Regions from separate parts of the Homo sapiens genome. Here regions 2, 3, 4 and 5 are each linked to region 1. Evidence: read pairs that join two places in POLR2A ChIA-PET (ENCODE). Cell type or tissue: CD4-positive, alpha-beta T cell. All regions are shown on one strand. Region 1 has its middle 140 kb from the start of FOXN3-AS2. Region 2 has its middle 66 kb from the start of FOXN3-AS2. Region 3 has its middle 180 kb from the start of EFCAB11. Region 4 holds the start of LOC105370616 (a long non-coding RNA gene). Region 5 overlaps LOC107984635 (a long non-coding RNA gene).

Evidence for each region. ChIA-PET counts read pairs that join two places held together with the same protein. Peaks named below come from ENCODE experiments on the same cell type or tissue, not always from the same donor. Only the 100,000 strongest peaks of a DNase experiment are listed, where the experiment ranks them.
Region 2: POLR2A ChIA-PET joins it to region 1 with 12 read pairs; 4 of 35 experiments call an interaction of 5 or more read pairs at or near these places.
Region 3: POLR2A ChIA-PET joins it to region 1 with 12 read pairs; 9 of 35 experiments call an interaction of 5 or more read pairs at or near these places.
Region 4: POLR2A ChIA-PET joins it to region 1 with 32 read pairs; 7 of 35 experiments call an interaction of 5 or more read pairs at or near these places.
Region 5: POLR2A ChIA-PET joins it to region 1 with 16 read pairs; 4 of 35 experiments call an interaction of 5 or more read pairs at or near these places.

The regions. Positions count from the first base shown.
Region 1 is chr14:89,718,794-89,722,793 of GRCh38, reverse strand. No RefSeq gene overlaps it. Among named protein-coding and RNA genes, the nearest start is that of FOXN3-AS2, 140 kb to the right of the region's middle. In CD4-positive, alpha-beta T cell, no CTCF peak of the experiment used is centred here; DNase peaks (open chromatin) are centred at 1,803, 2,583 and 3,253; H3K4me3 peaks cover 460 bases; H3K27ac peaks cover 3,505 bases.
Region 2 is chr14:89,508,638-89,512,637 of GRCh38, reverse strand. It overlaps a transcript of FOXN3 not described here. Among named protein-coding and RNA genes, the nearest start is that of FOXN3-AS2, 66 kb to the left of the region's middle. In CD4-positive, alpha-beta T cell, no CTCF peak of the experiment used is centred here; a DNase peak (open chromatin) is centred at 2,047; H3K4me3 peaks cover 773 bases; H3K27ac peaks cover 1,448 bases.
Region 3 is chr14:89,772,404-89,776,403 of GRCh38, reverse strand. No RefSeq gene overlaps it. Among named protein-coding and RNA genes, the nearest start is that of EFCAB11, 180 kb to the left of the region's middle. RefSeq lists enhancers at 2,424-2,503, 2,492-3,104. In CD4-positive, alpha-beta T cell, no CTCF peak of the experiment used is centred here; DNase peaks (open chromatin) are centred at 2,213 and 2,643; H3K4me3 peaks cover 452 bases.
Region 4 is chr14:89,639,479-89,643,478 of GRCh38, reverse strand. All of the region lies in intron 5 of LOC105370617 (a long non-coding RNA gene), which reads right to left. It overlaps LOC105370616 (a long non-coding RNA gene), which reads left to right and starts at 1,398. Exons shown (of 2, transcript NR_188191.1): 1 at 1,398-1,561. In CD4-positive, alpha-beta T cell, no CTCF peak of the experiment used is centred here; DNase peaks (open chromatin) are centred at 1,468 and 1,828; H3K4me3 peaks cover 671 bases; H3K27ac peaks cover 1,183 bases.
Region 5 is chr14:89,428,427-89,432,426 of GRCh38, reverse strand. LOC107984635 (a long non-coding RNA gene) reads right to left here. Exons shown (of 2, transcript XR_001751025.2): 2 at 1,355-3,089. It also overlaps a transcript of FOXN3 not described here. Among named protein-coding and RNA genes, the nearest start is that of FOXN3-AS1, 13 kb to the right of the region's middle. RefSeq lists enhancers at 1-314, 2,724-3,923. In CD4-positive, alpha-beta T cell, no CTCF peak of the experiment used is centred here; a DNase peak (open chromatin) is centred at 1,736; H3K4me3 peaks cover 1,785 bases; H3K27ac peaks cover 2,256 bases.

The sequences.
Region 1 (4,000 bases):
TGTCACCAGTCTTTAGAAGAGAGTCATTAGAAGCAGGCATAGAAGCCAAGGGAAGGGGCCAGTCTTGGTGGCTCACGCCTGTAATGCCAGCACTTTGGGAGGCTGAGGTAGGTGGATCACCTGAGGCCAGGAGTTTGAGACCAGCCTGGCCAACGTGGTGAAACCCCGACTCTACTAAAAATACAAAATTAGCTGGGTGTGGTGGCGCATGCCTGTAATCTCAGCTACTCAGGAGGCTGAGGCAGGAGAATTGCTTGAACCTGAAAGGCGGAGGTTACAGTGAGCCGAGATCGCACCACTGCACTCTAGCCTGGGCAACAGAGCAAGGCTCTGTCTCAAAAAAAAAAAAAAAAAAAAGAGAGAAGCCAAGGGAAGGACACTCAGAAATGGACAAAGGATTTTCAGGAGAGGGCACAGAGCCCCTCAATACAGTGTTCCCCATGCGTATTAAGACCTGTGGGCAGAACAAGGAATAAATGTTTCAGATATGAGTCCAAAATCCAAGGACACGCCCTTCAACTTGCAGACACTGGTTTCCAGTTGAGCTGCTTCTCACATGGGCAACTCTAGCCAGCTGGTAACAGCAGAGATTTGTGTACTTGGTAATGTTTTTAAAAAACAGCTGGGGATTGTCTGGGCAACGCTGGAGGCCAGCTTCTGTGCAATCGCACGGGCCTGCTGAGCTTGTCCCTCTCCTCCTGCTGTCCCCAGAGGGGCAAACAAGCTTCTTTCTTATTCAACCTATGTCTTCCTGAACTCTGTTTCTCTCTGACGTGGCTGGAGAGACTAAGACAGTTCTCATTAAGAAGACTACATAAGCAAGGCCTAAATTATGTGCTACAAATCCTGCAAGAGTGTCATGAAAATGGAGGTTGCTCAGGACTGGAGGAGCCGCGGAAGGCTTTTTATGGGAGATGGGACTTCATTTTGGCCTTGAAAAGCAGCAGAGCTTAGTAGGTAGAAAAGAGAAAGAAGGGCATCCCGGCAGGGGGGTACACATTGAGCAAACGGCACAGAGGTGAGACCTGACGTGCACTTTTATGGCACAAAGTGAAGACTGTCTTAGCTTAAGGGAAGAATCCCAGCCCAGAAGGCTGACAGTCGGTCACCCTGGGTCTGAAATTTGGGTCATGGTCTTAAGCCATCTACCCCTCTGCTGCTTGGTTCAGCTTCTTTCTGATTCTCTGCCTAATTCCCCCCTCAGACTGGCTTTCCATCAAGCTGTGTCGGGCTCCAGACCATCCTCCTAATTAATACATGCCAGGTCCCATGAGTTGACAAGCTTTCAATACAAAGAAATAAATGATATAAGCCAGGATGAAAAGCAGAACAAAATAAAGATAGCAGGGGGTGTTTGGAGTGAACAACATCATGAAACGGGCCAATTTCAGAGACTTTTTGGAAAAGCGGAAACCTGATGTGTTAATTAGGAGTCTATTTCCATAATAAGACTGCTCAGAGGAAGGTAATAGAAGAAACAAAGGGGCAGTGGCAGGGACTGGTCAGGCAGGATGGAAGTTACAGCTTAAGGAGAGGGGAGAGGGCTTATTATTGTCTGTTGTCTTCTGTATCTCTGGGGTCTGCTGGCTCCATAAGACAGGGGGCTGCCCCTTCTTTGTTTTGTAAAGCACCGTGAATAAAGAGCTTCGGGTATAAATAACAATGTGGTTTCTGGCCCCAAGACCCGATTCAACAGGAAGTACTGCAGCCTTACCAGCTCCAGCTGGTGGTAGATTTTGACTTTTCAGGGCATACTCTATTCAGAGGAACTGTCTGCTGCTGAGATGAGCCAATATAGTGGTTCAAAACAAGAGGAAGTGTGGCAAGGAAGTGAGGTGCCAATGCACCCGCAGTGAGGGAAGGGCACTTGTGAAGCCGGAAGCCTTCATCTGGCCTCAAGCAGCTAGGTTTGGGGGATTCGAGCAAGGGTGCTGGAATCAGGTAGATGTGGGATCTAACCCCCAGCTCTGCCGCCTGCTGGCTCTGTGGTTAGGCCTTCCAACTGGTATGCTGAGCTGAGAAAAGACAGTGTATCTTCTCCACTACTGCCAGATTGATTTTTCAAAAGCACAGCTTTGAGCATCTCTTCCTGCTGTTTGGAGATGGCAGTGGCTCCCAACTGCCTAGCAGAAGCCAGTCCACTGTGGGGTTGGCCAAGTTCTGCACTTCAGGGACTTTGACTGAGAGGGTGAACCCTCCTAAACCTCGTGTTCTTCTTCATGAAGCAAGGATGATAATAGGCACTGTATTGTTGGGCCACTGTGAAAGTTAAAGGAGATAATTCACGTAAAGCATGTGGCACATCATAAGTGCCCCACTAACAAGAATCTTCACGACTGGTTAAGAAACTGCTTGAGTGCAAAGCCCCATTCTTCCTTTACCAGATGTGACCTTGGGTACATTTCTTAATTTCCCCATTGTATTAGTCCGTTCTCACATTGCTGCAAAGACACTACCCCAGAATGGGTAATTTATAAAGGAAAGAGGCTTAATTGACTCAAGTTCAGTGTGGCTGGGGAGGCCTCAGGAAACTCACAACCATGGAGGAAGGGGAAGCAAACACGGCAGGAAGGAGAATGAAAGCCAAGCAAAAGGGGTTTCCCCTTATAAAACCATCAGATCTCGTGAGACTTATTCACTACCACGAGAACAGTTGGGGGAAACCACCCCCATGATTCAATTATCTCCCACCAGGTCCCTCCCACCACAAATGGGAATTACGGGAGCTACAATTCAAGATGAGATTTGGATATGGACACAGCGAGACCTTATCACCCATCCTCAAACGCTCACCTGTAAAACAAGGTTGTTGAGAGGATTCGATGAACTGATGTATCTAAAGCATCTTGACCAGTACTTAGTGCTCAATAATTTTAGTTTTATGACATCATCATCATCATTATCACTGCTTCCTCCATCACCATCATGATGATCATTTAGATCTGGGAGAAAAAAAAGAAATAAATTGGGAATATACTTATTGAAATGAGTCCCTGAAGTTGCTCTGGGGGTCTAGGAGTGGAGAAGGGGGCTGAACGCCTCCATCCCTCCTCTCCACAGATACTTCTGGTAGGGCCTGGGGTAGTTGGGACCAGTGAGGGCTTCAGGGACTGGGTGTGCCTGTTGCATCTGGCTGTTTTCTCCTGGCTTCTGGATCTAATGCTGGGCACCTGTTCAACCCAGGCCAACTGGAAGGTGGGGGTCAATCTTGCTGAATGAGACTATGGTGGTTGTGGTTGTTAGATAGAGGACACGTGCTTCCTCTTTCTGCTGTCATGAGAGTCCCTCAGGGAAAGTTCATGACGAGGTGAAATGTTACTCTGGTCTCCTGTTTTTCTTTTTCTTTTTTTTTTTTTTTTGGAGATGGAGTTTTGCTTTTGTCGCCCAGGCTGGAGTGCAATGGCGCAATCTCGGCTCATAGCAACCTCCGCCTCCCGGGTTCAAGCCATTCTCCTGCCTCAGCCTCCGGAGTAGTTGGGATTACAGGCATGTGCCACCACGCCCGGCTAATTTTGTATTTTTAGTAGAGACGGGGTTTCTCCACGTTGGTCAGGCTGGTCTCGAACTCTGGACCTCAGATGATCCGCCCACCTCGGCCTCCCAAAGTGCTGGGATTACAGCATGAGCCACCGCGCCTCGCCTGTCTCCTGTTTTTCTATCTGAAGGTAATGACCACTTCACCCATTTTGTGTGATGTTGGCAAGGCTGCCAACAGTGTGACCCCACCCCATTGCTGCGATATAATGCAACCCAAGCAAAGTGAATCAAAATCATTATAGGGAGTTTGCTTGAGAGCTAAGGGTAGGGGTAGGGGTGGAGGGAAGTGTCCTTCTCCCTTGCCCTAGGATGCAGAGATCTAAAGAACACAGGAGGCTGAAGATGCCAGACAGGGGTCCTTGCAGCCGTGTTGGAGAGATTGGAGAGATTCTGCTTGAGAGTGAAGTCAATCAAAGTCAAAAGACAGAGCCCTCTTATCATTGTTTGAGCCACTTGATACAGC
Region 2 (4,000 bases), 210 kb after region 1:
AAATTCTCCATGAGAAAGATGGCCTCCCCGTACCGGGAAGAGGAGAACATTCTTATCATTGGAGTTAGGGAGCAGATGCTGAGATGAGTCTGTACAAACAAACCTTACTAGAATAACTCTTATCTTCCGTGGGTTTCCCTCATATATTTCCTAGTCACTTTCCCACAATTTTCTGCCCCTAGCCCAAACCCTCTTTTCCTTTGTCTTGTCCAATCTCCACAATTTACTTCTCTTTGTTAAAATGGTATATTTAACCGCTTCCTTGTGGTTTTCACGTCTTTCTATAAAGCCCCTCTCCCTACCCTATGCCGTGTAAAAATGTTAACATCAAATAATTATTCGTATGCGTTTTCTACTGTTAATCTTTTATCAGTTCAATTCACAGGTCCCAGCCATAGAACCTAGAGAAAAAGTCTCTTCCCCTTCAGTTCCCAAGCTGCTGGTCATACTGCCCCTCACTATGGCTTCATGTCCTGCTCTGGAGGGTCACAGAGAAGGTCGTTTGTTGTAGGGAAAGAGCTGAGAACAGCGGTGTGCCCTCTGAGAAAGCAGCAAACTGTCCTTTTTGCCTCTAAGGGTCTGTACTTATGGTTTGGCCACGTCCCCACCCAAATCTCATCTTGAATTGTAGTTCCCTTAATCCCCATGCATCATGAGAGGGACTAGGTGGAGGTAAGTGAATCAGGGGCAGTTTTCCCCATCCTGTTCTTGTGATAGTGAGTGCTCATGAGATCTGATGGTTTTATAAGAGGCTTCCTCCTTTGCTGGGCACTTATTCTTCTTGTTCCTGCCATTATGTGAAGAAGGACGTGTTTGCTTCACCTTCAACCATGATTGTAAGTTTCCTGAGGCCTCCCCAGCCCTGCAGAACCGTGAGTCAATTAAACTTCTTTTCTTTATAAATTACCCAGTCTCGGGTATGTCCTTTTAGCAGTGTGAGAATGGACTAATACAATACTCTTCATATCAGGACTGCAAAGACCACTGAGCACAGGTTAATTCAGGTGCAGTCCTGTAGGGGGTAACCTCAAGGCTTCAGGGCAAGTTGGTCTTGGAGTAAATGTGAGTTAAAATGTGAGTTATAAACCAGGCAGGTCGGCTGGATGCAGTGGCTGGAGCCCATGAGACCAGCCTGGGCAACACAGTGAAACCCTATCTCTACAAAAAAATTTTTAAAGTTAGCTGAGTGTAGTAGTGCACGCCTGTAGTCCTAGCTACTCAGGGGGCTTAGGTGGGAGGTTTGCTTGAGCCCAGAGGTTGAGGCTGCAGTGAGCCATGATTATACCATTGCACTGCAGCCTAAGCAGCAGAGAGAGACTGTCTCAAAAAAGAAAGAAAGAAAGAAAGAAAGAAAGAAAGAAAGAAAGAAAGAAAGAAAGAAAGAAAGAAAAGAAAGAAAAGGAAAGAAAAGAAAGAAAGAAAGAAAGAAAGAAAAGAAAGAAAGAAAAGAAAGAAAGAAAGAAAGAAAGAAAGAAAGAAAGAAAGAAAGAAAGAAAAGAAAGAAAGAAAGAAAGACACCAAGCAGGTCTTTTGAGATGCTTTACCGCTGGGATGATTGGAATATGAGTTGGGGAACCTTCTGGACACTCATGAACGCCTGCATTGGTCAGGCATGCACTTTTGTAATGGAACAGGAGAAGAAGCCTTTGGGAAAAGGCAGGGGGTGATGAATTTGGTTACTGTTTTCTTTTCTTTGAGATGGAGTCTCACTCTGTCACCCAGGCTGGAGTGCAGTGGTGTGATCTCAGCTCACTGCAACTTCCGCCTCCCGGGTTCAAGTGATTCTCATGCCTCAGCCACTAAAGTAGCTGGGATTTACAGGCGCACACCACCACGCTTGGCTAATTTTTGTATTTTTAGTAGGGCCGGTGTTTCACCATGTTGGCCAGGGTGGTCTTGAACTCTTGACCTCAAGTGATCTGCTGGCCTCGGCCTCCCAAAGTGCCGGGATTACGGTGTGAGCCACCGTGCCTAGTCTGGGTACTCTTTTCAGTCTACAGTCTCTGAACTCTGACAACTTCCTGTCGCTCTGAGTGTGACTGTGCTTGTGGTTCCTCTGAGAGTCGAGGTGGAGCTACCCACCCCCTCTCCACACTGGTCTCATGTGTGATCGGAGCTGTGTGCTGGGGAGATGCACAGTCAGGTTAGAGGGCAGCTTGGGTCCTGGAGCTGCAATGGACACACACCCCTCTCTGCTTAGCTGTGGCTGCCCTCAGTGCATATGCAGGGCTGGCTCCCTGGCAGATCTGACTTTCTCTGGTTCTGTGGCTGTCATAAGATTTATTCAGAATCCCTCTTATGAGTTTTGGAACTGAAGCTGTTCTCAAACCAGTCGCAGATTCTACTTGTTAAGAGAAGCAATGTATACAGAATATCGGCAGTTAGGAGGCATGCGTGGGTTCCAGTCCCAGTCTCACTGGCAGTGAGACCTTGAGCAAGTCACTCAACTTCCCTGAGCCTCAGGGTTTTCATGTGCATCATGGAGGAATTCTCCTTCCTGCCTCCTGCTTTTCTCTAATCTTCCCCCATGGTGAGAGGCCTCTCCCAGGAGGAGGTCTGCCTGCTGATATCTATCCGCCTCTCATCCATGTGGGTTCTATGGGGAGGAAGGGGGAATTCCATTAAGCTGACTGGTGAATGAGAGCTGGGAAACATGGGGAACATGCCCTTCTTCATGGGAAACATGCCCTTCTCCATGATGTCCATACTTGCATGACAGGATAAAACTATCTCCTGCAATCTGCCACAATGGGTCATTTTGAAATCTCGAAGAAGTCATTTATTCAGATTAAAACTATTTATAGCAGATGTAAGCAAACAATTCATTGGTGTCCTTGAGATTGATGGTTGGCACTTTACAGTTTTCATTAAAAGTTAAACTCTTTCTTCATTCAGCAAATATTTCAGTGCCCATTATGTGTCCTGTACTGGGATACAGCAGTGAATGAGACAGACCAGATCCTTGCCCTCTTGGGGCTGGCATCCTAGTGGGGAGATGGACAATGCTGGGCGTGGTGGATCATGCCTGTAATCCCAGCACTTTGGGAGGCCGAGGCGGGCAGATCACCTGTGGTCAGGAGTTCAAGACCAACCTGGCCAACATGGCGAAATCCTGTTTCTACAAAAAATATAAAAATAAGCCAGGCGTGGTGGTGGGCACCTGTAATCCCACCTACTTGGGAGGCTGAGTCAGGAGAATTGCTTGAACCCAGGAGGTGGAGGTTGCAGTGAACTGAGATCATGCCACTGCACTCCAGCCTGGGCAATAGAACAAGACTCCATCTTAAAACAAACAAACAAACAAACAACAACAAAAAAAACTGTATATAATTTGCAAATAGTGGTAAGTGCTATGGATAAAGATGAAGCAGGGAACAAGGTCCAGGAGATGCAAGCATGGGTGCTATAACTTTGACCCAGAGGGCAGGGCAGATTCCTTCACTGATGGAGGGGAGGGAAAGGCAGGTCGATGCTCAGCCAGTGTGGAGGTACTGATAGGGACCTGGTCCACTCCAAGACTATCAGGGAGGTCAGGGTGGGTGGAACAGAGTGAGAGGGAGGGAAGTAGGAGATGAGCTCAGAGCAGTATCAGTGGGGGTAGAGCGGAGGCTGGGGGTAGATAGCAGGTGATGTAAAACTGGTGGGAGGGTGTCCAGGGAGGTGATATGACATCCCTCCACAGGGCCAATCCATAGCGATTGTTTTATTCTTTGCCACATGCAAAGCCTGTCATGTGGAAGGCAGGAAAGGCCTAAAATCATAAGGGCACAGTGGTGCTGTTCCAGATCCTGTTCCTCAGTGCATGGTCCCAGGGCCAGCAGCACTGGCATCTCCTGAGTGCTTGTTAAAAATGCAGAATCTCAGCCCTACCACACACCTGCTGGATCGAAACCTGCATCTCACAGGGCCTGCAGGTGATCCATGGCCCACGAACATTGGAGAAGCAATGGTCTGGAGTCATCTGTGACTTTGGGCATCAGAAGCCCTGGGGGCTGCTCAA
Region 3 (4,000 bases), 54 kb before region 1:
CAGGAGAAGCAGCCTGTTATGGCTCAACCCCACTCTAATCCCAGCTCTGCCCTGGGTTCGATGGTGGGACCTCTGGGGAGAATGGCCAAAGCTGCTCAGTCCCAGATGGAAGGTATTTTCATTACTGTCACTGTATTTATGAAAGGAACTCATGTCTGGAATCTCCTTTTCACCCAAAGAATTCTCTTTTTGTAATTTATTACAAAATTCAAGGCCATTTCATTAGGGGGCAATGCGCCATGTCATTATTACAACAACTCCCCCTGTTTTTGTTCAATTTTGAAACTGACAATCTAAAGACTATTTTTAGCTCAGTCAAGTGAGATTATTTGTTTCCTTATTATGAAAAGTTTTTCCTTCAGACTCTAGTTAACATGAATTTTATTCTCACTTATTATGTCACATGCTCCAATTCAATTTATTTTAAAGCGGATTCTTTGGGGAAAACTGTAAAGCTAATTTGAATTGATTCTTTAGAGATTCCATTTTAAATGAAGTGCTATAAAAATTGGCAGGCAAAGTGAAAAAATGGAATTGAATTTTCTTCTTCGGCTACTCATTGGATTCAGAAATCTTGCTTTTCGACACTGCCAAGGGTTTTGATATAATGTTTTATGCAATTTTCATAACATTTATCTTAAACTCCACTGCCTTTGGTTTGGTTGTTCAACTGCAAAATGGTTTCCTGATATTTCCATATAAAAAAAGCAGAGTTTTTGCTACAGGAAAAATTTGGTGTTTTGATACAAACTTTCTAACATCCACTATGGTACCCATCTATAAAACATCTGGTGTAAGGCAGGTGTTTTAATTCTGGAGTGAATATCTAGCCCTTGTGGACAAGCTTGTTAAGGGGAGTGTGGAATAAAACTGCATCCCGAACTTCCTTCCACTTTGAACAGTTTATTTGTCTTTCTTTCAAAGTTGATGGATTTCCAACTTGAGGAAAGTGTGGAAATAATAGGCAAGAAGCCTGATGGCTTAATTTCCTGTCCCTCACAGACCCCAGGAAGCGCTCATTGTTCCTGAGAATAGGAGGCTCCAAGCTAATCAGAAACAGCCATCGTTTGGTGGGGACCGGGGCCCCGGGATTGGTCCGTCTGACTCCAGTTGATGATTTACATCCTATTATTAAGAATCTAATGGGAAATACATCGAAAACACATGTCTGCCATTTCATTTTGAGACATACTTGTTTTCTTTGATGTGTTTTTTAAAGGGAGTTTTATTTCACACTCATCTCTTCCCTTGAATTCCCTATACAGCCACTATCGTTCCTATTGACCCAGCTGGTAAGCTCATTGCCAGCTCACCAAGGGTCTTCGCTCACTTTGGCTCTGCTGCCATTGAATATAGCACCGAGTACTCAGAGTGATTTCCCCAAACTCTGGTTAGCCTTGAAAGCAACAAATCACTGTTGCATGAGTTTTTGTTCTGATTACAGAGACGATAATCATGTGAAGTTAATGCAGGTGTCATTAGGGTTTCGGCAAAAGGAGCAGACCCAAGACCGACTTCTCCATCAGACACACAATGTCTACAGCCCTGGATACTTGCAGGGCCCAATTTTAATTATAATTTATTTTAAGATTGGAGGAAAATGAGTATAATAGTGAATACATAATAATGAATCCAGCCTAGGTAGTATTTTTTTATACCAACATAATTACAAAATGTAATTTTTGTGGGGGCAGGGAGGAGTCTTGCTCTGTTGCCCAGGCTGAAGTGCAATGGCCTCCCAGGTTCAAGCAATTATCCTGCCTCAGCCTCCCTAGTAGCTGGGATTACAGACACCTGACACCAAGCCTGGCTAATTTTTGTATTTTTAGTAGAGATGGAGTTTCTCCATGTTGGCCAGGCTGGTCTTGAACTCCTGACCTCAGGTGATCCACCCACCTCGGCCCCCCAAAGTGCTGGGATTACAGGTGTGAGCCACCACAGCTGGCCTAAACTATAATTTTTTAAAAAATGTTTTAACAGTAGAATAAGGTCCATGAAGGCAAAGTGGCTCAGCGCATAGAAGTCATAATTCATCTGAGCAGAACTGCTGTGAGTAACATGGAATAAGGGACCGAGTCTAAGGATTGGCTTTTCTGTGACTGTGGCAGCTGATGGAGAGGTCTCAGCAGAGCTGCTAGACCTCTGTATCTGCAGATGGGCTTGAGGTTACCCTAGGTCACAAAGCCAGCAGTTGAGAAAAAAAGCCGGATGTGAAGGCTGTGGTTCTCAACCCGGGACGACTTTGTCCCCCAGAAGACATTTGGAGTTGATGCCTGGAGACAGTTTTGGTGGCCACAACTTAGGTGAGAGTGACGACTATCTAGTGAGAAGAGGCCAGGAATGCTGCTAAACACTGCAATGCACAAGACAGCCTCTGACCACAGTTATCTGGCTTGAAAGAGCAACAGTGCTGAGGCTGAGAGACCCTTATGTGAAGAAAGGCCACAACCTATAAGCCATGTCTGCCTCTTGCAGCCCCCCTCAGTGAAGGGATAACCCAAAGCAGGAGTTGCTGTCCCTCATCATTGAAGAACACTTGCACCTGGGAGGATTTGGCGATGCTAAAGAGGGATATGGGGCAGCTGCTGAGGAACTGCAGGGCTGGCTGCCCCGAGCCGCCACCGGGTGAGTCAGCAGATCAGTGGCAACGCACTGGAGCTACAGTAACAATGCACAGTGCCCCGCACCCACCTGCGGAGCGTGAGAGCTGCTGCTTCACTTCCACCTTCCATATCTCATGCAAATTTCTCTCCTGGTCAGCCCTAACTTGAAACCCTACAGGAAAGGAACTCTAGAAAATGTAGTTCCAGGTTCACTAAATTGCCATAGTCCAAGCCCCCCACAGTAGACCCTGAGGGGCTCTGCTCACCAGCACTTTATACCTGTGAAGTGGTGTTTTCTTCACCTCACTCCAGACTTCGCATGTGTTGAAATTGGATGTGCTATTGCAATTGTTTAAATCCACAAACACCTGGTGTGCTTTAGACTGCTGGCTGTGCATCCGCATCTTTCTTTCAGAAATACAGCTGTGGCTGCACACACAGCTCCCCAGACAGAGCCATGAACCAGCTTCCCATGCAGTTAGGGGTGGCCGTATCACTGCTACTTATCACATGCATGTTTGGGCAAGTGGGTGTGCCGGCTCCAGAGCTGCACCTGTGGACGCCAGCTGCATACCCCTCCACGTGCTCTTTCCCCTTCCCATCAGCTGGAACCCAAATCTGAGGCAACCCAGCTTCAACCACACGATGACAAGAACAAAGCAGCAGGATGGAGAGATCTTGGAGATTTTATACCCTAAAGCACCTGCATCGTACTCTTCTTTTTTCCTAAGGAGTTCTGAGTGAGCTTCTTAGTCACTTAGGTCGTGAATAATAAAAACCAACTGAGGCCAGATGCAGTGGCTCACACCTGTAATCCCAACACTTTGGGAGGCCAAGGCAGGAGGATGGCTTGAGGTCAGGAGTTTGAGACCAGCCTGACCAACACAGCAAGACCTTGTTTCTAAAAAAGGAAGGAAGGAAGGAACAAAGGAAGGAAAAAGAGGAGAGGAAGGAAGGAAGGAAAAAGAGAGAGGGAAGGAAGGAAAAAGAGGGAAGGAAGGAAGGAAAAGGAAGGAAGGAAAGAAGGAAGGAATGAAGGAGGGAGGGAAGGAAGAAGGGAGGGAGGGAAGGAAGGAAGGAGGGAGGGAAGGAAGGAAGGTAGGAAGGAAGGAGGGAGGGAGGGAGGGAGGGAGGAAGGAAGGAAAAAAATTAAAACCAACTGAAATTGGCTGGGCACAGTGGTTCATGTCTGTAATCCCAGGACTTTGGGAGGCTGAGGCGGGAGGATAGCTTAAGCCCAAGAGTTTGAGACCAGCTTAAGCAACATAGTAAAACCCTGTCTCTACAACAAATACAAAAACTAGCCAGGGATGGTGATGTGCACCTATGGTTCCAGCTACTCAAGAGGCTGAGGCAGGAGGATTGCTTAAGCCTAGGAGTTTGAGGCTGCAGTGAGC
Region 4 (4,000 bases), 79 kb after region 1:
GAGGGCCAACTATGAGAAGATTTTTTTTTTTTTTTGAGACGTAGTTTCGCTCTTGTTGCCCAGGCTGGTTGCAATGGCATGATCTCAGCTCACCACAACCTCCACATCCCGGGTTCAAGCGATTCTCCTGCCTCAGCCTTCCATGCAGCTGGGATTACAGGTGTGCACCACCACGCCCTTCTAATTTTGTATTTTTAGTAGAGATAGGGTTTTTCCATATTGGTCAGGCGGGTCTCAAACTCCCGACCTCATGTGATCCGCCCATCTCGGCCTCCCAAAGTGCTGGGATTACAGGCCTGAGCCACCGCACCTGGCCAAGAAGATTTTTTAAATCCCCAAAACATAGGAGAAAGAAGGAGAGTTCCTGGAACCTACCTTGTGGATGGGGAGGGAATTATTTTAATAATAAGAGCACTAACCAGTGGGGAAATTTTTAAGTGAACTATAAATGTAGTTCTGCTCTCCACCTTCAAGTCACATAATGTTTCTCACCAGACTATAAGGAGGTCTGTTCATTCATTCATTTGCTCAGCTTTCAACAAAGACTGTATGCTTACTACCTATCAGGCACTGTGCTAGGTACTGGGGGTACAATAACAAAGTAACTATAGTTGTTAAAAGAAAAACTAATAATAATATGAGGACTGTTTTCTGTTCTACCACCAAATTCCTAAAATCCTGGAAAATACAGAAGCTCCTTACCATAACATGTGTCAAACTTGAGTTGACTTTAAATGGGGTCAACATTTATTGGCAAAAGAGGGAATCAAAGATTGATGTTGAGGTGATTTATTTTTCCCCAAATGTAGAGAATTTGCTGAACGAAGGAAGATGCAGGAAGAGAGGCCTTGGTCTTGAGTGGGGCAATCAGCAAGCTGAAGACTTCTTCTACTCATCTATTGACATTCATTGGTGTGGCATCGGCTCCTGCAAAGACCTCATAAACTGGTTTTAGGCCAACAGGAGACAAAGTTCCCCGTACTAAAAGGGTACAACCCTTGGTTTTCACAGGTGGTCTTTTGTCTACTGACCTTACACTAGATCAAGTCTTTGCATTAGGCTAGTTATCTACCATCTCTTAATAATACATTGAAAAAAGTCATTTCCATTTGCATTGAAGAATTCATCTGAAATCGTGTCTGAAAGATATATTTGTATTTTGTAGTTACCAGATGAGACAACTTTATTTACAAAATGGTGTTTACTATTGACTACTTTAAAGATTCAGTGAAATACCAAAGAAAAGGTACTTTAATTTGGGGCAGAAAGAAAGGGAGTCAGAATCCAATATGATGTTCCAGGTGGCTGGTCACAGCTCTGCCCAAGCACAGAAAAAAATAAAGCTAGTCTCGCGTTATCTTAGAACCTATTTTCTTCTTTTTATTGATTTTGGCTTTGACAAAGCTTAGAATTATGATTTCAAAGACTCCAGGGGATTCCCAAGTGATCACCTGCTTCATTTTACTGATCAGGAAATGGAGGCTCAAAGAGGTTAAATAGTGCTAGTGGTTGTCTATCATGTTGTTGCCAAGAGTTTACCGGACACAGGCAATGGAGAAAGGTACAGTTCTTTTTCTGCTTCTTTTTCTGAAAAGACAGGTGGAACAATATCTGGGATATGATATTTGGAGTATCTTTTAAAGCTACTGAGGGTTTCACAAACAACTCAGTGGTACTTTCATAAAAGGAATGATCGATCAGTTATTGGAGTATTATTTTATCTGCAGTACCTAGAAGAGCTCTTTTCTGCGAAATCTGATAGTAGTCTTAGTATCGGTTTCAACCTTTGACTCTTTCACTTTACTCTAACTGTGTCAACACAACGTGGACAGGGTTTTCCCTTGACTCTCTCAGCTTCCTTTTGTACTGCGTTGGTAGAAGCAAGACTCACACTTGCTGTCTGTGCAATACAATTGTAAATGTGTGTGCATATGTGTGTGTGTGTAAACCCAGATCTGTGGAATTTTACTATCCTATCCAACAACTCAGTAAATAGGATTTTACATTACAAGTTTCTTCCCCCTCTAGATGATGAAGAAATGATTGGTCTTTTAATTTAAAACACTCTTTTAAAAAGAAGGTTGCATCAGCTACAATAATTTGGATAAAAATATTTCTGCTCATTCATTTTTCACTGAGCCAACTAGTCTGCCAACGAAGCTGCTTCTTTATTTGAATTCAGATTGATAGTGAAATATTTTTAAGCAATGAATTTGTGGTTTTTTTAATTTTTTGATCATTTAAAATCCAATATTGCACAGAGTATAATTATTTCTTTCAACAAATATTTACCATAACTTTGAAGCTAAGTTGTACTCTCTCAACTCTTTCAGAGGCCGAAGGTAATGAAAATGCACTGAAATAAGTAAGGAAATCCTAGATTCTGATGAACTATATGACTATGAAGAAAGCACTTAACCTGACTAGGCCTCAGTTTCCCTACTTATAAAACAATGGGATTGGCCTAAACAATCTTTTTTTTTCGGATGGAGTGTCTCACTCTGTCGCCCAGGCTGGAGTGCAGTGGTGAGATCTTGGCTCACCGCAACCTCCGCCTCCCGGGTTCAAGCAATTATCCTGCCTCAGCCTCCTGAGTAGCTGGGATTACAGGTGAACGCTACCATACCCGGCTAATTTTTGTATTTTTGGTAGAGAAAGGGTTTCACCATATTGGTCCAGCTGGTCTTGAACTCCTGACCTCATGATCCACCTGCCTCAGCCTCCCAAAGTGCTGGCATTACAGGTGTGAGCCATGGGGCCCGGCTGGCCTAAAGGATCTTTAATGTCTCTTCTAGTCCCAGGATATCATGTTTCTATATACTTGACTTGGCTAAGAAATACAGGAGTCTCATTTAGTCCTGAGGCATCTACAAATAGCATCTACATGCCAATGATTTCCAAATCTAGGTGTTCATCTCCACTGCTTGGATGAGGATAACCTCATCTAAGCCCTCACCATTATTCGCCTGGACCAGTACAATTAGCACCTAACTTGTTTCTCAGCTTCCAATCTTGCTCTTCTGAAAACTACTTTTTTCAAAATAGAAAGCAGATCCTGTTCCCCTCCTCCTTAAATTCCTTCCGTGGCTTCTTATCAGAGTTAAGGAGAAATCTGAACTCCTTACTCTGACATATGAAGCCCTACATGATAGGATTCCTGTCTATTGACTCAGTTCTTTGACTCTGAACTTCTTCACTTCTGTAACTCTGACCTTCTTTCCTTTCCTTTCCTTGAATGTGCCAAACTCATTCCTCTCTTAGGATCTTGCACTAGTTCTTTCTTCTGCCTTAAATGCTTTTTCAATAATAACTTGGTTCCTTCTTGTCATTAAATTATCATCTTTGGAGTCACTTTCCCCGAAATAATCCTTCCCTAACCACTCAATGTGAAGGAGTCACCACATTACTCTTTATCATGTCATTCTATTTTAATTATCAGCACAGCACTCATGATTATCTGCTCATTTTCTTGCTATTTATTAATTTTTTGTGTCTTTCCTCAATGACATGCAAATTCCAGTGGACAGAGACCTTACCTTGATCACCAAAAATCCCCAGCACTAGAACGGTGCTGACACAAAATAGGATCTCAAGTACTTGTTGAATGAATATTGAATACTGGAAATCCCTGAGTCTCAAGAACCCCAAATGGTGTAAACCAGATAGTGATGTTTGTCTCTTTACATATTTGTTTATAAATAGATATCTTTGTGATTTGGGGAAGAAGCATCTGCCTTATGAACCTATTATAAATATCTGGAGCTCTCTTAAGGATTTATCTAATAGGATTGGTCTCATAAAATGACATGGCTATTACAAGCCCCATATGAAGTACCATATGATTGAAAACTAAGAGGAAAAAATAGGCAATAGAAACAGACCTACAGGTAATCCAGACATGGGGCATAAAAGACAAGGGCTTTAAAATAACTATGATTAATATGTACAAGAAAATAGAAAAAAAAAAGATGAGTATTTTTACCAGAGACATGGAACCTAT
Region 5 (4,000 bases), 290 kb after region 1:
ATCCTTTGGATCGCAGTCATTGGGTACTTGGTGTTCATTGTTTTGACTCCTGTTGTTCAAGCGCCTTGAATGTCCTCAAGGCAAAATTGACATCACCTTTGGTCCTTCCTAGGAAAATTAGGAGCAGGGTGGTGTTAGGGCCGTCACTGGACATTCCAGGTCTCCCACCCATAAATGGAGAGGTGGAGTCTGCCTGCAAGACACATTGCTAGGAAAAGATGGGACATTTGGCTTAGTTTCAAACCAATATTTCCTTTATACCCTTCCACAGAGAGGTGACAGGGATCCAGTTAGTGGCGAGTTGTGGAGCAGCAGAGACTGCAATGCGATGTTCTTTATGATTTTCCTATTTCTTTGGTTGGAATTGGGTTTTTACATCACATATTGTTTGATTATAAAAAAGCAACAACACAGCCGGGCGTGGTGGCTCACGCCTGTAATCCCAGCACTTTGGGAGGCCGAGGCAGGCGGATCACCTGAGGTCAGGAGTTTGAGACCAGCCTGACCAACATGGTGAAACCCCGTCTGTACTAAAAATACAAAAATTAGCTGGACGTGGTGGCGGGCGCCTGTAATCCAAGCTACTCGGGAGGCTGAGGCAGGAGAATTGCTTGAACCCAGGAGGTGGAGGTTGCAGTGAGCCAAGATTGTGCCATTGCACTCCAGCCTGGGCAACAGGAGTGAAATTCTTTCTCAAAACAACAACCACAGCACTATGCTTGTGTTGGGGCAGTGGATAATGAGAAATCTCTGTACCTCCCACTCAAGTTTGCTGTGAACCTTAAACTGCTCTAAAAAAATAAAACATATCGAAACAAAATAAAAAAACAAAAACAAACAGCTGCAAGAACTCTTGCACAGAGGGTCAAAAGAATGGCTTTTGACTAGCTACAGAAACATGGATAAAAAACATGCTGGCCAGGCGCAGTGGCCCATGCCTGTAATCCCAGCACTTTGGGAGGCCGAGGCGGGTGGATCACCTGAGGTCAGGAGTTCAAGACCGGCCTGGCCAACATGGTGAAACCCTGTCTCTACCAAAAATACAAAAATTAGCCGGGTGTGGTGGTGGGCGCCTGTCATCCCAGTTACTTGGGAGGCTAAGGCAGGAGAATCACTTGAACCCGGTTCAAGTGAAGCTGAAGAAGTTGCAGTGAGCTGAAATCACAACACTGCACTCCATCCAGCCTGGGAGAGAGAGAGAGACTCTGTCTCAAAGAAACAAGCAAACAAAAAAAAATGTGCTAAACACGTAGAGACCAACCACATTGCTGTCAGTAGGTAGTGAAGCACTTTCCTATAAATATTTCAGGACTCTTCTTTCTCTACTTAAAAAAGAAAGATTGCTTTGCATTTCAGACAACGGAAATGACTGGACAAGCCTTTAGGTCATGTGCAAGAAACTGAGAAAACCATTTTCCTTAAATGGAGATGGAGTTTGGCACAGTCTGAGGTTCAAGTTAGAGCCTGGGTCTTAATTTGCCTGCAACGCATGATTTATCATGCCTTTAGCAAGATCCCCGGCCCAAGACCATTCATTTCACCCCTACAATCTCAAGGTGTGTGCAGGGCACAATTCAGCTTTAAACTTTTCTGCTTTTACTTTTGGTTAGGCAGAACCTCCGTCTGGTGGTATTTGAATATGAGTGTTTTCTGTGGCCCTTTTCAAAGTATTCAAAGTGGTTTAAAAATACATAATGTTCAGAGATCTAAGAGCTAACGGAAGTACTTATTTGGGCCTTTTAAAAATAAAAAAATCAATTAAACAGATTTGAGACTCTTAACTCTCGCGATGTCTTCAAAATAGATACTAAGATTAAAGAAAAAAGAAGGCTTGAAAATCATAGGACTACTTATCCACCCAGTCATAATGCTTTTAGTAGTGACAGTAGTAGCAAATAGCACAGTTTATAAAAACAGAAGAGCTAAAATTCTTTATTTAATATTAAACAGGAAACCGAAAGTAGTCTGCAGCAATGTGGTGGGTTTTCAGCAACCTGCTGCTGTGTTTATCTGTGCTGAAAAAGCCTAAATGAAACATTTCTTCTTTGATTGCCTTAAGATTGTAAGTTTGAAGGAAAATCCTTCAAACTGGAATCATGACCACTGGAAGCAGGTTCTGTATGGTAAGGTTTTGAAGCAACCTGTTTCCACCAGAACCAAAGGAAATTTGGAAGCAAATCAAAAACCTCTCAAAGAGTGGAAAAAGCTTTGTACTTTTATTTTGCCTTTGTGCATTGTTGTCATTTATCCAACATGTGCATATGAATATTCTTTCTGAAGACCTGGGCTTCATTTTAAGGTCAGCCTTCAATTTCTAGAGAATATAATTTGCTGCTATTTTTAGAGCATCATGATTGCTTGTAATAACTAATGGAAAAAAACTCAGAGAAATAAATGTGTAACAGCTGTGTCTGCTTAAACTTGATTAAAGGCAGTAAAAAAAAGTAAACAGAAGAACGAATGTGACAATAGACAAGGGGGAGACAAGTATCTCTCTCATTGTGAAAACTTTTACAGGCATAACTTGTTCCACTTTGGAAGGCCAGCGATGTCTGTGTTTAAAGTTTACTTTACTGTTTGTCTTGAGTGGGATCAGTGTTGTAGTGAATAATTTATAGCCAGCATGAATGAGCTCATTAGTCACCTTTTCAGACTTTAAATGAGTTTTGTGGTTGTCATTACTCGAGCCTTCTGTTCAGCCGCGGAGCAAAATGACAGTTTGGCAGTTGTTGCTGGGGCCGCCTGTTCCCCTTCAGGTCTGTGTTGGCTTTTGTATTTCGTTGAATCCTTCCCTGGCTAACCCTTCGCTGGTCCAGGCAGCAACTCTCCCACTTCACATGCCTTTTGCACCCCAAGTTTAAATGAGAAGTTTTTCAGGCTTCAAAAAAAAAAAAATCAGTTGTGTCTGCCAGAGAGAATGGGGGAATGAGGTGGATGAAATGAGCTTTTTCCAGCAACTCCTGGGTATGATTCCCTTTGTGCTTGGTTTGATATTCAAGCTACTCAAAAGCAAAAAGCAAGCCAGTGCGTTGAGAGGCAGCGGAGCCAGGCTCCCACATGGTGCCAGGCGTTTTAGACCGAGGATGTCACTGGAATTTGGAGGGAGAAGGATGTTTCAGGGTAGGTTTGAACTGTTTCAATTCTGAGTATCAGTGTGATGAGGGTAAAGAAACTTGCTACAGCAAATAAATCTGCGAGGCCAGATTTCCACGGACAAAGAAAACTGCATTTTTTCTACAAAGGGGTTGACAGCATGACTTTTCAAGGTCGCAGCCAACACGGAGGTCCAGGATCACTGGGAATGGTCATTACCTCTTCCCCATCTCTGTGCCTCCCAACTCCAAATCATTAAGAGAAAGCGAACTGTTGCAGCTGCCTCCTCACTGAGCCCTTGGAGACATGCCTGGGAGGCTGGTATGTGGGGAAGACAAGCCTAGGCATGCCAGTAGCAGGTGGGATTTCTTTGGAACGGATGTCATGAAGTTCATCCCTCCCATTGAACCTGGCCTGGGCAGCCTCCGGAGAGCTCTGCCATTCACTCCCTGGGACTGGCCTCCATCCAGAAGTCCAGGACACCGTGGCATGCCCACCTTGGTCCTCAGGTAGCCTCTGCAGGCACTCGTGGGGCGTGGAGGCCTGCGCAGGGTGCCTTGGCCAGGTGCTTGGACCCCTGCGCTGAGGTCTCTCTGACGTCTGCTGCGAGCAACAGGCACTCATGGCTGCCGTCACCAACGTGGGCAGCACCCCCTCCGGGACCCATATTGTTAGACAGCTGGCCTGGCGCTGTGTGAGGCATAGAGGAAACATGTTCAGGATTCCTCTCTGGAAGCAATGCCAACTTAAAAAGGACGCCTGGTTGTTTGGGGGCCAAATCTTTGAAACCAGTCAGAATCACGTCTTTGAGTGCAGAGAAGTGAGGTGCTGTTGAACATACCCACAGAAAGAGCTAGCAATTCACCTGCTTGCTTCCTTTCCAGCCCCGACCCTTTTAAGATTGAGT